Regions from separate parts of the Homo sapiens genome. Here all the other regions are linked to region 2. Evidence: chromatin contacts called from ENCODE Hi-C or POLR2A ChIA-PET data. All regions are on one chromosome and are shown on one strand. Each heading gives the region's core, a stretch centred on a gene start or an enhancer-like site at or near the end of the contact. The rest is flanking DNA. Distances are from core to core; before and after follow the strand shown.

Region 1 (2,943 bases), core at 435-2,934, 300 kb after region 2:
CCTATCAACCCGTCATCTAGGTTTTAAGCCCAGAATGCATTAGGTATTTGTCCTAAAACTCTCCCTCCCCTTCCCCTACTCCCCCCAACAGGCCCTGGTATGTGATGTTACCCTCCCTGTGTCCCTGTGTTCTCAATGTTCAACTCCTACTTATGAGTGAGAACATGCGGTGTTTGGTTTTCTGTTTCTGTGTTAGTTTGCTGAGGATGATGGTTTCCAGCTTCAGCCATGTCGCTGCAAAGGACATTAACTCATTCGTTTTTCTGGCTGCATAGTATTCCATGGTGTGTAGGCGCCACGTTTTCTTTATCCAGTCTGTCATTGATGGGCATTTGGGTTGGTTCCAAGTCTTTGCTATTGCAAATAGTGCTGCAATAAACATATGTGTGCATGTGTCTTTATAGAATGATTTATAATGCTTTGGGTATATACCCAGTAATGGGATTGCTGGGTCAAATGGTATTTCTGGTTCTAGATCCTTGAGGAATCACCACACTTTCTTCCATAATGGTTGAACGAATTTACACTCCCACCAACCATGTAAAAGCATTCCTATTTCTCCATGTCCTCACCAGCATCTGTTGTTTCCAGACTTTTAAATGATCATCATTCTTACTGGCATGATATGGTATCTCATTGTGATTTTGATTTGCATTCCTCTAATGGCCAGTGATGAGTTTTTCTTATGTTTTCTGGCCGCATAAATGTCTTCTTTTGAGAAGTGTCTGTTCATATCATTCACCCACTTTTTAATGGTTTTTTTCTTGTAAATTTAAGTTCCTTGTAGATTCTGGATATTAGACCTTTGTCAGATGGATAGATCGCAAAAATTTTCTCCAATTCTGTAGGTTGCGTGTTCACTCTGATGATAGTTTCTTTTGCTGCGCAGAAGCTCTTCAGTTTAATTAGATCCCATGTGCCAATTTTGGCATTTTTTGAAAATGCTTTTGGTGTTTTAGTCATGAAGTCTTTGCCCATGCCTATGTCCTGAATGGTATTGCCTAGGTTTTCTTCTAGGGTTTTTATGGTTTTAGGTTTTATGTTTAAGTGTAAGGAGGGATACATTTAAGCCAAAAAGGACAGTCTACATCTCTGCTTATTGTCCCAAGGCAGCAGAAATACAATTCATAGATCCCAACACTTAGCCTTCCCCACCCTAGTCACACAGCATCCCTCAGCCTGCCAAGGGAATTGGTTCTGCAGACACGAGGGATTTGCCCGGGGATAAAGACCCCTTCTGGTTCAGACATCAGGAGATACAAATGCAATACACCACAGCTGACACAACTGGACATCTTCAGTGTTGCAGTCTCACCCTATCTCTCTGCTTGCCAGCTCCAGCTCATCGGGCCAGTTATGAGAAGGAAAACATATTTTCTAAAAGCTTTCTTAAGTGTTCACATGGCCAGCTGCCCTTGTTTGTTCTCCTGAGTACTGAGGTCACTGGAAGCCACAAAACCCAGCTGGGACCACTTCAATGAGTTATGCTCCAGGGAAAATTATGGTGTGAAAAGGTAAAAGGAAATTTTGGAAACTGGTGGAATCTTCATGGAAGTGTCACCCTGGGCTAATACCAAGGATCTGACATAGACAAAAGTATGAATTACTCTGCAGGCTCAGCGCCAAGGGCAAGGTCGTAAGAGCCTGAGATGGTCTTAACAAATTAAGTGAGGCAGGCAAAGTTCAGTTGCTTACTGTGAGCTGGACCCTTCTACATTATTATTTTTATCATGGAGTCCAATGTCCCCATGTTGATCCTAACAAGCCAAGTCCCACATTGCATCATCCCACATGGGCCGGCCTTCTCTGGGCAAAACTTCAAGATGTGAAACTCCTTTTTTCTCCTCTCAAAATGTGCCAGTCCTGAGTCTCCTGTATTGGGTTCATTAATGTTAACATACTTTTTCTGGTCTGCTACAATGATCCAGGCACTGCACTATAGTCCAAAGGCACAAAACAATAAATTAGACTTGCCCCTTGTTCTCAGGACTGAAAATGGTTCCATTCACCAAAAAAACAGGTGAAAGTTTACCCAGCACCTAAACCTGTACTAATGTATTAATTAATGCATCACAGTTTATTTATTCTACACTTATTTTACTTGCCCCTGTAATATACCACTAGATGCTTCAGTATGGGAGATATTGAACTCTAAAGTTCTAAGGGTGCTGTGGTGGAGATATGGACATATCTCAAAATTAGCAGGAAATTTAAATAGCGATTTTAAGAGAAAGTAAGATCTGGTTATGAGAAAGGATGAAGCTACTCTGGGTGAGAGAAAACTGAGAACTATGCCCTAGGAATATCCAACATTTAAAGTGTAAACAAAGAAAGTAAAGACAGAGATGACAACTGAGAAAGAGTGGTAGTCACAGGAGACTCAAGTGAGTGTAGCTGGAAGATGTCATCAGAACCCTAGTTAATAACATGTGGTCTACCATTGCTACAATACAATGCCCTCCAGCCATCTCAGGCAGGTGGGCCTTTACTTTCCTCAAATTACATTCACAGATGAACAACCCATGCTCTATGAAGGAGTCGGGCCTGCATACTATCCTTCCCAATGAGGGAGATGTGACAGTTCAGGATTCAGGAAAGGACCAAATGGACTCACCAGGCAAGTGTGCTTTAGGATGGAGGGCAGGGTTGGCTCTGTGCCAGGAGTGTAGATTTCATCTGTTGGCTGCAAATGTGTGCCAGTTCCCAATGGAATGCTACTGTTCTCTGACCTGCCCTCAACTCATAACACAAGTCACAATTCACTGGAGTTTCACAGTACGTTTCTGTGGATGTTTGGAATCAGAAATGCAGACTCACAGAATAGCTGTATAGGATTTAAAGAGAATCGGCAGAGTTCAGGCTGCTCATTTTACAGAGGAGGAGGCTGAGTCTGAAGACTTACTAATTTGGCCAGGGTTGCATGGCAGTTTAGCAGAGTAGTTA
Region 2 (2,977 bases), core at 78-2,577:
TCTAGTGCTTTTATGGCTTAAAAGAAAAACATCACTGTCATAATTGCCATCATTAGGATAAGCTGCCTCAATCGACATTTATTTAGTGCTTCTTTGGACCCAAATAGGGCCCACCTGACAAGCTTGGCCAGGAGGGGATTAACTGAGGGGAAGCCAGAGAGGAGAGACTGCCAAAGACCTGACATGCCTGAAGTCAGAAGATGGACTCTGATGGCAAAGCAACCTGACCTCGGCAAGGCTTGTCAGGCTGCCTGGAAGGCAAGCCCACTCCCATCCTCCTGTGCCTACCCAACCCACAACTTGTCTTGATTTTGGTATTGAGATAATTAAGGAAAAAAATTAGATACGTAGCTATACATAAAGACTTTGATCTACCTATTTACCAATGAGGTAATGGTCATTGTTTTTTATATCATGAGAAGGCCTACAATGACCAGCGAAATGTATAAATGAGGTGGGGGGAAGTAAAAATCTTTTAATTTTGGAAATGAAGAGAGACAGCTCTGAAAGAGAAAGAGACAATGGTTAGCATTCCTAGTTTCTCCGCTGATGCCCGTTAGACCTGCTTCCTGACTTCTGCCAGGACTTGGCTCCTGCCACCAGGCAAATGTGTTCCAGGAGGCATCTAGCATCTTGCAGACACATCCATGTATCTGAAACCTGTGGCAAATGAGGAAGTGAAGGAGATGCAATGAAAGAGGTCAATAAGGCCCTGATTATGGGATCTATGCCAGGCTAGCCAGCAGGCCCCCTCCCCTTTATTTGTAGGTTTGGGGCTTTATGATCAGATGTGTCTTAGGAAGATCACACTGACTCTGATGGTGCTGGTTTGACTGAATCATTTGACTTTCTAGGACATACCTAGCACAGTAAACAGAGCGTTGCAGCTACACTGAGAAATAGGTGAAAGAAAGTGCTCAAGAATCTAACGTTAATTCCTCATGGCAGCACATCTACAAGCTCAAACATAAAGACAAGTACGATGACTCTGAAAACATAAGAATGAGTAGCAAGTGCCACTCTCTACACCAAGGCTGCATACTTATGCTTTACCATTGATTATCTACTGATATGGGACCAATGCATGGTTTTTATGCCCTTAACCATTGAAATAGAAAAATACTCTTTCTTTCCCTGCTTCGTGACCAAGGATGAATCAGATCACCTTGTTACACTCATTCAATGGGCATAACTCAGAGAAACCCTCCCAGTGTGGGAAACTGAGAGTCAAGTCCTTGTTCTGACACGAATTGGAGAAACCACAAAAATTGGCATGGCTTGTGCCTGCCCAGTTGGCATAACTGCTCTCAAATGGCCTTTGACACGCTCTGCTCCTGCCTCTGCTTGTTGGTGAGTTAAAAAATGCTCTGGATGAGTCAGCTGACTTTCTACTATAGCTTTCAGCATGGGCCGGGCAATTCTCTTGAAAAGCCTAAATCTGACTTCTATACATGTCAGTTTGAAAGGGCATAGGTGTATACTTCCCTGCTCTGGAAGGATAAACACATGTTACGAAGTGAATCACTAGAGAAAATACCATGTTGACAATAGTGTTGTTGCTGGAATTATTACTTCTCCAATTGATGTGGGAATACCTGTATTCCCCCATTACTCTCCTGTTCAGCTCTGGTCTTCTGAAAAGCTGGTTATCAAAATGACACTTGGCACAGCTTTCCAAAATTGCTCACTCATTGTGATTAACTGCCATTGATTGCTGAGAGAGTCACTAAATGGATCATTTGATGACAACAACCATAGATGTGGGGTAAATGACTTCTTTCTTGTCTAGCAATAGGCAGCCTTTGCAATGGCCCAAAGTGATGAGTAACAAAAATGCTTTTTTTAAAAAAAAAAAAATTGACGTCATCATTTTCTTTAGTGACAGCACATTGCTCTTAAAGTAACAAAAATATGTGAAGGTAAACTTTTTTGAACATAGTCAAATTATAAATTGGGTTAGACTGTGGACTGAGCCCCATTATTTCATTTTAATCTAGGGATTAATTCCTATTTCAATGGTACTCAAAGTGTCATCCACAGATCCCTGGATGTACCAATATCTTTCTAAGTGGTTCATGAGGTCCAAGCTCCTTTCATAATAATACTCACATATTACTTGCGCTTTTGATCCATTGATATCTCCACCAACTGCACCAAAGCAATGGTGGGTAAGACTGCTGGTGCCTGAGCGGAAATCAAGGCAGTGGCACAAACCATACTAGCAGTCATTGTCGTCTTCACTGCCACATGCTTGCAGTAAAATATCAGATGGCTTTTACTTAAAGATGACCTGATGAAGCAGGAAAAAAAATGATAAATTTTGTTAAATTTTGACCTTTGAGAACGCCTGTTTTACTATTCTGTGTGACAAAATGGGAAGTGACACATAAACATACACTTGTGCTGTAGGTTCAAGTATCACGGTTGTCTAAAAAAAAGTGTGTACTTATTTGAGTTCCAAGTCAAACTAGATATTTTTTCCATGGAACACCATTTTCATTAAAAGAATGACAAATGATAGCTATTCTGACTTGGGTCTTTCAAGGATATTTTCTTAAAATTAACAAAGTCAGCCTGTCACTTCAACAGAATGGAATTTGTTGCCAATGACAGAATTTAAACTTTCAAGTAAAATTATGTTTTAGAACTTACATCTGTCACCAATAGCTTGACAGCTTTGCAGTATTTAAATTTGTTCTGGTAAGGTTAGTGGCAATAATAATGACTGTGGTTTTTTGATATGGTATAATGAAATTTGTCAAAATGTTGGCGACATGCAAAAAAGAGTGAACAAGCGTTTTCCAAATGATCAATTTATGGTGTTACACAATCCTGTAGGGGTAAAATCTCTGTTCAAAGTGTAAAACAGACCAATGAGTTTTAGTGTAACGGAGTGTGAAAGCTTCACTGACATGGTTTCATATTCCATATTGCAACTAATACTCAAGAACTACTGCTTGTCAGATTGCAGTGTCAT
Region 3 (2,809 bases), core at 73-2,572, 280 kb before region 2:
TGTGGTTTCTGGGAGTCTGTTGATGCAGCCCTTGCCTCTGTAGCTTAAAGTAGAGTCCGAGTGTGAGCCAATCTTCCTGATGGGTTAATACATAGATGCAAATCCTTTTTTCTGAACTTACGGACAAGTATTATCCACCAAGAACTCTGTCTTAGGGCTGCTTTACTAAGAATATATTAAGCCATTAAGGACTACTGATTTCTAATATTCAAAACATGATTAGGTAAGAATTCTTGTTGTCATACATTTGACATATTGCAAAGTTCTCACTGGGCCTGCCAGATCAGAACTATAGTCTCTGCCAGAAAAAAACAAAAAAAAAAACCACTCCCACCATGGCCACCGCCACTGCCAACAACAAAACTCGAAAGTGCATGCTTGCTCTATTGCTGCAGAACAGTGCTTCTTCAAATAAGAAGAAACGCCTTCATATAACTTCACTTTCAAAATCTGGAGATGTAGGTCCGATTGTCTATAGACTGTATTCTTGAGATGAAACATTTGAAACTCTTCACAATACTAGTTGACTTTGCCCAGATTTAAATTCTGCCACTCTCCCATCATGTCACTCTTTGGCTTGCTGACTATATCCGCCTCTCACACTCATCATGCACACACTACCTTCTTCATGCTTTGCTGAAGCCATAATCTCCATGTGGGAGTGTCTACCTGCTCTTACATCTTCATGCATGTGCTTGAATGTGTAGACACACATCCACATGCCTCCTGACTCTGTGGAGCTTGACTGTGTGGTGACAACATGTATAAAGATGTATTGCAGCCTCTTATGGTTCTCTTGTATAGCTTTTACATCTGTGTGAACTTTTGGGTTCAGGAAAGCTGGGTTTTTCTGAGTTCCATTGTGCAATTGGACAAACGCTTACTGCTTTGTTTTCTGTAAAATGACAATAATCCCTTTCATCAGGTGAAGTTTACTAAGTATTTGTAGGGATTTGCAGATAAAAGAATTAATTTAATGAAATGAGTGTTGTGTAACTTGCCCAATGAGCCAAATACTTTCTTGCTTTTGTTTCTGATTTTTGTGTGGTGCATGTGTGTAGTTTGTGAGAGAAAGACATAATGTGGAATGTATATTGTTTCATGCTTTCCCATGAGCTCGGTCAAATGGACTTTGTATGATATTTACATTTCATTCTGTGTAGTATAGAAAACACTGTTTGGTCAGTGACACATTTCCAACAAGTGACAGCTCTGGGAGAAACATGTTTTTAGGAATGTACAAGATTGCACAGGAGAGCTATAAAGTTTGATTAGTCCATACAGTACTGTGTACTTTGCAAACAGAGTGAGACAGACGTTTGGCTCAATTTCATTTAAAAGGTATTTTCCTCAGATCTATACACTGAACCATATGACTATGTTTTTTTCATAACTCTCTTCCCCCATGTGTTATCCATTATGGATTGAGAGGACTGCAAACACCGAAGCCAGCGTGAGTCAGCAAAATTTATATGCAGATCATACGCCCACTCAGTGGGGCTTTCCCCAGTCTGTCCTGACCATCACACCCAAGATGGCCCTCCAGTATTTGGAACTAGATTCTGGTACTCTTGGATGTAAATGCTAGGCCATCAAACTGTGTCTCTTGGCTACTATTCCTTTTGGGCCTTTTACTTACAATGTCATGCTGGGAAGCATCCAATTATTGACTAGAAAAATACACTTTTTAAAAAAGTTTGAGATAAATTATCATTACTCAAGAAATATTTGTGCATCTCATATGGGCTAGGCACTGTGCAGGGTACAAAGGACATAAAGGTGAACAAGAAGAATCTTTGTTCTTCAAGATGTGTGACTAACTGATGGGTGCAGGAAAGGCTCATTGAGAAGGTGACATTTGAGTTGGGTCTTGAAGGGCGAGGAGTGTTTCACTAGTTTCAACCTTACAGGTAGAAGCTAAAGATGATCTTGCTTCATTGCAGATAGAATAAATTGATGTTCCAAAATCTAACTTGTTTGGCAGAGGGTAAAACATAAGATTTATTGGATAGTTCCAAGGCAGTCAGTGATCAAATATAATCTACTCTGTGTTACAGTTATAAGCAAATATTGATAAGACACGATGTTTTCCTATCTAAGAATTTCCCAAAAATAGGGCAATAAAGAAGTCATAAGAGGTCTCAGGGCCCATTAAAAGGCTTCCAGCAGAATATTTCACAATACAGGCAGCTCTCACTTTGCAGAGTTCTGATATGTGTGGATTTCAGTTACCACGGTTTGCTTCAATAACACCAGTCCCTAACAGCATGGTTCAAATTTCAGTTACCCTGGTATATTAACCGTGAGTGATTGCATGAAGCACAGACTATGCTGCTGCCTCTGCAGAAGAAAAATTGCTACATCAGTGACAGATGCCCTTCATAATCTGTCACCAATCTGTGTCTCCTTGTCACTAGTAATAAATTCATGTGACATTTTATAAAAATGAATGTTAGAAAATGGGAATTGACCACTAAAGATAAAAATAAAGCAAAGAACAAAATTTGATAATGATGAATGTAAAATTTGAATCAAATGTCAATGGAATTAGAAGAAATAGCTGACTGTGGAATTGGTGACCTTGCTGCTGACACTCTAGATATGCAGCCAGGGAAACTTAGTAAAGATGGACTTATGCACGTAAAGGAGGAGAGTGGCTGTGACGAAAAAGATGAAAATGTCCCAGAGGAAGTGACGCTCAAAAGAAATCACTTCATGTTAAAGGAACTCTTGGAGATATTTCACAACATTGAAAGCACAAAGGATAAAATGTTGGAAACTAACCCAAATTTAGAAAGAAGCATTACAC

What was found. Hi-C counts contacts between places; a loop is a spot of excess contacts on that map. ChIA-PET counts read pairs that join two places held with the same protein, here RNA polymerase II (POLR2A). Pooled maps may share reads with other maps.
Region 1: a pooled map of ovary shows a loop between it and region 2 (2.0-fold over the local background). The contact joins two enhancer-like sites. A Hi-C loop is called at or near these places in 1 of 168 maps with a recorded cell type or tissue (IMR-90) and 5 of 50 pooled maps. POLR2A ChIA-PET finds 5 or more read pairs at or near these places in 2 of 52 experiments (BJ and OCI-LY7).
Region 3: a pooled map shows a loop between it and region 2 (2.0-fold over the local background). The contact joins two enhancer-like sites. A Hi-C loop is called at or near these places in 3 of 168 maps with a recorded cell type or tissue (heart right ventricle, left ventricle myocardium superior and sigmoid colon), 1 of 37 single-sample maps with no recorded cell type and 4 of 50 pooled maps. POLR2A ChIA-PET finds 5 or more read pairs at or near these places in 1 of 52 experiments (BJ).

What each region holds. Positions count from the first base shown.
Region 1 is chr15:38,878,817-38,881,759 of GRCh38, reverse strand. It overlaps a transcript of LOC105370777 not described here. Among named protein-coding and RNA genes, the nearest start is that of LINC02694, 180 kb to the right of the region's middle. Within about 2 kb of position 1,684, at least 5 of the 41 ENCODE cell types and tissues checked have a DNase peak (open chromatin) inside an H3K27ac peak, as active enhancers do.
Region 2 is chr15:39,176,066-39,179,042 of GRCh38, reverse strand. All of the region lies in intron 1 of LOC105370777 (a long non-coding RNA gene), which reads left to right. LOC105370780 (a long non-coding RNA gene) reads right to left here. Exons shown (of 3, transcript XR_007064591.1): 2 at 2,110-2,290. Among named protein-coding and RNA genes, the nearest start is that of LINC02915, 73 kb to the left of the region's middle. Within about 2 kb of position 1,327, at least 2 of the 41 ENCODE cell types and tissues checked have a DNase peak (open chromatin) inside an H3K27ac peak, as active enhancers do.
Region 3 is chr15:39,454,269-39,457,077 of GRCh38, reverse strand. No RefSeq gene overlaps it. Among named protein-coding and RNA genes, the nearest start is that of THBS1, 130 kb to the left of the region's middle. Within about 2 kb of position 1,322, at least 2 of the 41 ENCODE cell types and tissues checked have a DNase peak (open chromatin) inside an H3K27ac peak, as active enhancers do.